Linked DNA regions of Homo sapiens: region 1 is linked to region 2. Evidence: chromatin contacts called from ENCODE Hi-C or POLR2A ChIA-PET data. All regions are on one chromosome and are shown on one strand. The core of a region is the stretch at or near the end of the contact, and the rest is flanking DNA. Distances in the headings are between cores, read along the strand shown.

Region 1 (2,878 bases), core at 103-2,602, 38 kb after region 2:
GCCACTCAGTTCTTCCCAGCTACTGTCAGCACTGCTTCCCTACAAAGGAGAGTATCTGACACGAGGCTTTTATTGAGAGACTGTTTCAGTTAAAACCTCTCTGAGATTCTGAATGGCAGAAAAATTGTCTCCCAGAAGAAACTTACCAGATCTAGCAGAGTAAAAGTCATCAAATGACAGAATCTCAGAGTTGAAGACCACCCACCTAACCCAGGAATCATCTCTACGATATCTCTTGCATTCATCTGTATAATTCTAGGAAACCATGACTCTCTGAGTCCAGAATTCTATAGTTTAGTCACTTTTTCTATTTTGTTTAGCCATTTGAATATGTCAGAGAGTAGGGATCAATTCTGGCTTTTTTAAGCTAGATGGCTAAACTTCTGAATCTAGGGAAAAGTATACCAAAAATAAAAAATAAATGTCATTAATTTAAGCACCCAAGAGAAAACAGCCCATTCCCTCTCCCTAGGATCATCCCATTGACCATTCAGCAGTCGTTTCATTTCATGGCCTTCACATAATGTGCACGGAGGCCACTTCCCACCTACAGGAGGACTGATGAGCATGCAGCAATCTGCAGTTTCTGTTCCTCGTTCACAGTTTTTATTTTCATAAGGCCATGATAGGTACTTCCTCCACCCAATGTGGTATATTTAAATTGTGAATCATTATACAGGAAGTAAAAGGAATTCCCAAAGCTCTATACATATATCCTTTGGGTTTTTTTTTAATTAAATGAGGTTTCATGAATCAAAAATAACACGTACAAATTATGTAATAAAAACAATTCATAAGGCAGGCTTTCAAAGAAGGACTTAGAGTGATTATCTATTGTAAGTATCATTGTGCCAAACAGTTATTACTCACAGGGCTGAGGGTGGCTTGCATTCTCTCTAAAAATAGATCTTTCCATGAAAACACATAATATGTTCTTGTTGCTGTTCGAGGTAAAAACTACAAAAGAGGATATTTTTATCCTCTAGGCAGTTAACTTTCATTCCAAATAGAACCAACCAAATCATTTACAAAAGGAAAAAAAAAGGAACCCAGACATCTGGAAATTTGCTGTGTTTCTTTTCCTGCAGTTTACATTTCTGAAATTCCTTTCCTTATTACATAAAACCATACTCTCTAACCAGTAATATCCAATAATGAATGTCCCCAGTTTGTAGGCAGTGACAGTAAATTCAAGCATCAAAAACAAAAGAAAAATAAACAAAAAGAGAGAGACAGAGATCATTCAAAGAATAAACAGTCCACTCTAACACATCTTTTTCTGTCATTTCTCTCCCAGGCTCCACATTGAAAGGCAGTGCAGTGTTGCAAAAGAGCCTGATCTGTAATTAGAAAGGGCTGACTGCAAATATCTGTGTGAGAACACTGGCTCCATCCCTTACTACCGATGTGACCTTGAGCAAGATTCTTAACTAGCGGTTCCATTTGCTCATCTGTAAAGTGTGGATGATGGTATCTCTCTCGTGGCGTAGTAGGACTAAATTAGATACATGAATAAAGTGCTTAGCACCCTGCCTAGCACACGGCAGTTAGCAAGTAGGATCCTTGCTCTTAGACTTGAGCAGGATTTTGAGGAAGGAATGGCTGAAAACTGAGGGAAAAAAGAAAAGAAAGAAGTGAATGACATAAACAACTGAAGGAGGCAGTTCTGCCTGGTGGCCTGCCCAGATATTGGAACCCTTTGTCCGTATTGATGCATTTGATACTACATATTTGCATCTTGGTGGCCCCAAAATCACACACCAGTGATTTTTCCACCTAATATATTTGTAAGGTAGCTATTCGTAAGCTCCCATTTTTTTAGAGGCCAAGCTGAAATACTAAATGTTGAAGGCCCCAAAGGCAAAGCCAGGCAGGAAAGCCACTGCTTACTGTCATCATTCTGCTGCTTCATCCATCAGCACCAACAGTAGGTCTAATTGTTATTTTCTATTTTTTTTTTTTTTTGAGACGGAGCCTCACTCTGCCTCCTAGGCTAGAGTGCAGTGGCGTGATCTCAGCTCACTGCAACCTCTGCCTCCTGGGTTCAAGAGATTCTCCTGTCTCAGCCTCTCGAGTAGCTGGGATTACAGGTACGCACCACTACACCCGGCTAATTTTTTTGTATTTTTAGTAGAGAAGGGGTTTCACCATTTTGGCCAGGCTGGTCTCGAACTCCTGACCTCAGGTAATCTGCCTGCCTTGGCCTCCCAAAGTGTTGGGATTACAGGCGTGAGCCACCACACCCAGCCCATTTTCTTTTTTTTTTTTAATCTCTAATACGTAAATTTAGGTGAAAATTTAAAATATTCATGATAATACTCTAAATAGGTTAAAAAAATGTCCACATCACAAGAACTAGCAGGTGACATGCACAAATGAAAACACAATTTTATTTTGGGATAAAAATTATGCATCACATTTGTGCTGGATTTCAATAATTCAAAATTTTTAGAATAAAAGCCCTACTCCCCATGTGTAGATCTTAGCAGTCAATATTATTCTTTTCTATCTCTTTTTCTAAGCAGTAACATCTAAAATTACTGAACGACAGGCAAACACTTTAGCAGACCTACCTACCTACCAGGTTCCCTCCCATCCAGTCCTATGATGCATGGATGACCCTAAGAGACAATTTCCTAGTGACTGTGGCCCATTTCTAGCACAATTACTTACCAGGAATGAAAAGAAACCCAAGAAGAAAGCCAGCAAGCCATTGAGAACAAATTGCAAAATACATGGTTTTTAAACCTTAAAGACAGGTTACTGGGATCAATAATCCGCAAGTTTGAGAACCACCATCCTGAATGCTTGAGATATCTTAGAAGCACTGCAGTCCTGAATTAGCAGAAAGTCCAGAACTGGAGGGGGTTTCTCATAG
Region 2 (2,900 bases), core at 17-2,516:
TTCCTAGGCTAAATAACCCCATTCTTGGCCTTCACCCTTCATCGTCTTTTTGGCATGACCCAGACTGGAATCCAGTTTGCTCTTCCATTCCCTGCTGCTTGCATCCTGCTTGATTTCCACATTAAAACAGGATGTTGATAAACCTTCTCTTTCCTCCTCCCAAATGTCTTTAGTCACTTCTCTGCCCTCCCCTCCGTTCTCTCTGTCACTTCCAAAGTTCAAGCGCTCATGAACTCTTGCCTGTGTTTTATAACTAACACCTCTGCTCTCTCCTGTCTTCCTGCATCCCACATAGAACTGCTGACAAAGATGCCCTCCTTCACCAATGCGTTTTTCTAATGCCTAGTCATGATTATAACATTCCCTTGCTCAAAACCCTTCCCTCTTGCATATAAAATAAAGTCTCAGCTCTGTAGTCTTGCATTCACCCCACATTCTGCATCAGCTGGTCCAATTAATCTCCCACTACACTACCTTTGTGCTTCCTATGGTCCAATCAAGCATGCTGATTGACAGACAAGACACAGTGAATCTGCACACGGTGCTCTGTTTCCATTTGCCCTCTGCTGACTTTCATTATTCTACTTCTCTTCCAAAGCGTGGCTCTATGTTCCTTGCTTTGTGATTCTCCCCTCTCAGAATGAATCACTCTGTGCTTCCTTGGTCACACAGTGTATACTTCTTTTAAGAGTTAATTGGAATTTTGGCTGGGCGTGGTGGCTCATGCCTGTAATCCCAGCACTTTGGAAGTCTGAGGCAGGTGGATCACAAGGTCAGGAGTTTGAGACCAGCCTGACCAACATGGTGAAACCCTGTCTCTACTAAAAACACAAAAATTAGCCAGGCGTGGTAGCATGCACCTGTAATCCCAGCTACTCAGGAGGCTGAAGCAGGAGAATCACTTGTACCTGGGAGGTGGAGGTTGCAGTGAGCCGAGATCGCGCCATTGCACTCCAGCCTGGGTGACAGAGTGATACTCTGTCTCAAAAAAAAAAAAAAAAAAAAAAAGAGTTAACCAAAATTTTTAAGGTCAGACATGCAGTCCTTAGATATGGGCCTGTCCTCTTCACTAGAAAGCAAGCTCTCTGTGGACAAAGCTGGGCCCTATACCGCCCAGTAAGCTCCAGGTCCCTAATGTAATGTATGGCAGGCAGTGTGTGATCTGTGAATACTGGTTGAATCAAGTTTGAAAAAACATACGTATCTGCAGGCAAGCTGTGGGTCTACACGGTTTACTCTGGTCATGTGACTACTATTTCAGAAGATCCATGAGGTCAAATGACTCAGCAAAATTTTGCAGGCCAAATAACAGGAAATCCGAACTTCAAAAGCACACTCCATTACCACTGATCTAAAACACATGTGCCTGGAGATCCAGTGCTGGAGCTGGGGAGATTTTCTACAGCACACACCAACCGACTGCCCGCAGCCTGATACTGGGCCTCCAGGAGGGACTGATAAACCACAGGCTCCTCCGGTGTCTGGTCCCCCAGCAAGGGCACTTGCAAAGCCTGCAGATCCCTAAGCATGCATACAGAGCTTTGCCTCCCTTTTCCAAGAATTCTGTCCGCCTAGACTTTCCAGATCATCAAGACCTGCCCCTACAGACACTCAAATTTTTAAAAGTAAAATCTATTTTGATAAAACATATTCCAAAAGGAATACAATCCCACAATTCCCCACCTCCTTAAGACCTCTTCTTGATAGATCCAGGCTGACATCAGATATATTAATTGCTGTCTTTCGCACAGGATTGCCCATCCTACTACTGGAGAGGTAAAAATCATTGTGCCCTCAAATAAAAATTACCACAATAATAATAGCCAACATTTATGAGCACTTTCTATGTACCCAGCACACTAAGAGTTACTCTGCATATATTGTTTCATTTTTGCTTCGCAATATCCCTAAAAGGTAGGTGTTATTTTTCCCATCAGTTTCCAGATGAGAAAACCAAAAAGCAGTGAGGTTAAGTTACTTGCCCAAGGTTGCAAATTAAATAATGGAGACAGGCCCTAACCGAGGCCGTTGGGCCCCCAAGCCCACACAGGTAAGCCCTCCACTCTGCTGCCTCCCTAGGTACAATGAGCCTGAGGTACAATGACCAGCTGGTCCCAGGACTTTGCAGGCTTTAGCACCATGAAACACCAGGAAAAGCTGAGAGTTGATCATCCTCGCTTGAAAGCTGGAAAGCACTCCGCTAGAACCCTTGGCTTTTATAGGCCCTGTGCTCCTCTCCAATGGTCCATCCCTATCCGTTGAGGATGGGGAAGGAGGCCCTTTCCCAAGCAAGTCAAACTGGTTAAGTCCAGGTCTCTCTCTGCAAGGTCAAAAAGAGACACAGGGGCTCCCTAAGACAATTAATAATGCAGCTCTTTGGCCGGGCACGGTGGTTCACACCTGTAATCCCAGCACTTTGGGAGGCCAAGACGGGCGGATCACAAGGTCAGGAGATCGAGACCATCCTGGCTAACACAGTGAAACCCTGTCTCTACTAAAAATACAAAAAAATTAGCCAGGTACGGTGGCAGGCGCCTGTAGTCCCAGCTACTCAGGAGGCTGAGGCAGGAGAATGGCGTGAACCCGGGAGGTGGAGCTTGCAGTGAGCCGAGATCATGCCACTGCACTCCAGCCTGGGCGACAGAGCGAGACTCTGTCTCAAAAAAAAAAAAAAAAAAAAAAATAATAATAATAATAATAATAATAATGCAGCTCTTCTTTAAAGCATATTTGTTCAATACTAGTGGGAGTGAGAAACTTCTATGAGTAAAAATCATGCTTTTTCTTTATATTCAAAATGAGAGAATAGTTGTATACACTTATTATGGGCAATTTTCTAAACCATTCTATGTATATTAAGGCATGTTAAAGAGCTAATTATTTAGATAACGAAAGGGAAA

Evidence for each region. A loop is a pair of places that touch in the nucleus more often than their neighbours do. ChIA-PET counts read pairs that join two places held with the same protein, here RNA polymerase II (POLR2A). Pooled maps may share reads with other maps.
Region 1: a map of CD14-positive monocyte shows a loop between it and region 2 (3-fold over the local background). The contact joins two enhancer-like sites. A Hi-C loop is called at or near these places in 21 of 168 maps with a recorded cell type or tissue (CD14-positive monocyte, Caco-2, HepG2 and 11 more) and 13 of 50 pooled maps. POLR2A ChIA-PET finds 5 or more read pairs at or near these places in 1 of 52 experiments (AG04449).

What each region holds. Positions count from the first base shown.
Region 1 is chr1:94,792,076-94,794,953 of GRCh38, forward strand. The region is part of intron 1 of SLC44A3-AS1 (SLC44A3 antisense RNA 1); the gene reads right to left. Among named protein-coding and RNA genes, the nearest start is that of SLC44A3-AS1, 27 kb to the right of the region's middle. RefSeq lists a silencer at 630-679. Within about 2 kb of position 1,353, at least 14 of the 41 ENCODE cell types and tissues checked have a DNase peak (open chromatin) inside an H3K27ac peak, as active enhancers do; they include CD14-positive monocyte, where a contact is called at or near this core.
Region 2 is chr1:94,754,570-94,757,469 of GRCh38, forward strand. The region is part of intron 1 of SLC44A3-AS1 (SLC44A3 antisense RNA 1); the gene reads right to left. Among named protein-coding and RNA genes, the nearest start is that of MIR378G, 10 kb to the left of the region's middle. Within about 2 kb of position 1,267, at least 4 of the 41 ENCODE cell types and tissues checked have a DNase peak (open chromatin) inside an H3K27ac peak, as active enhancers do; they include CD14-positive monocyte, where a contact is called at or near this core.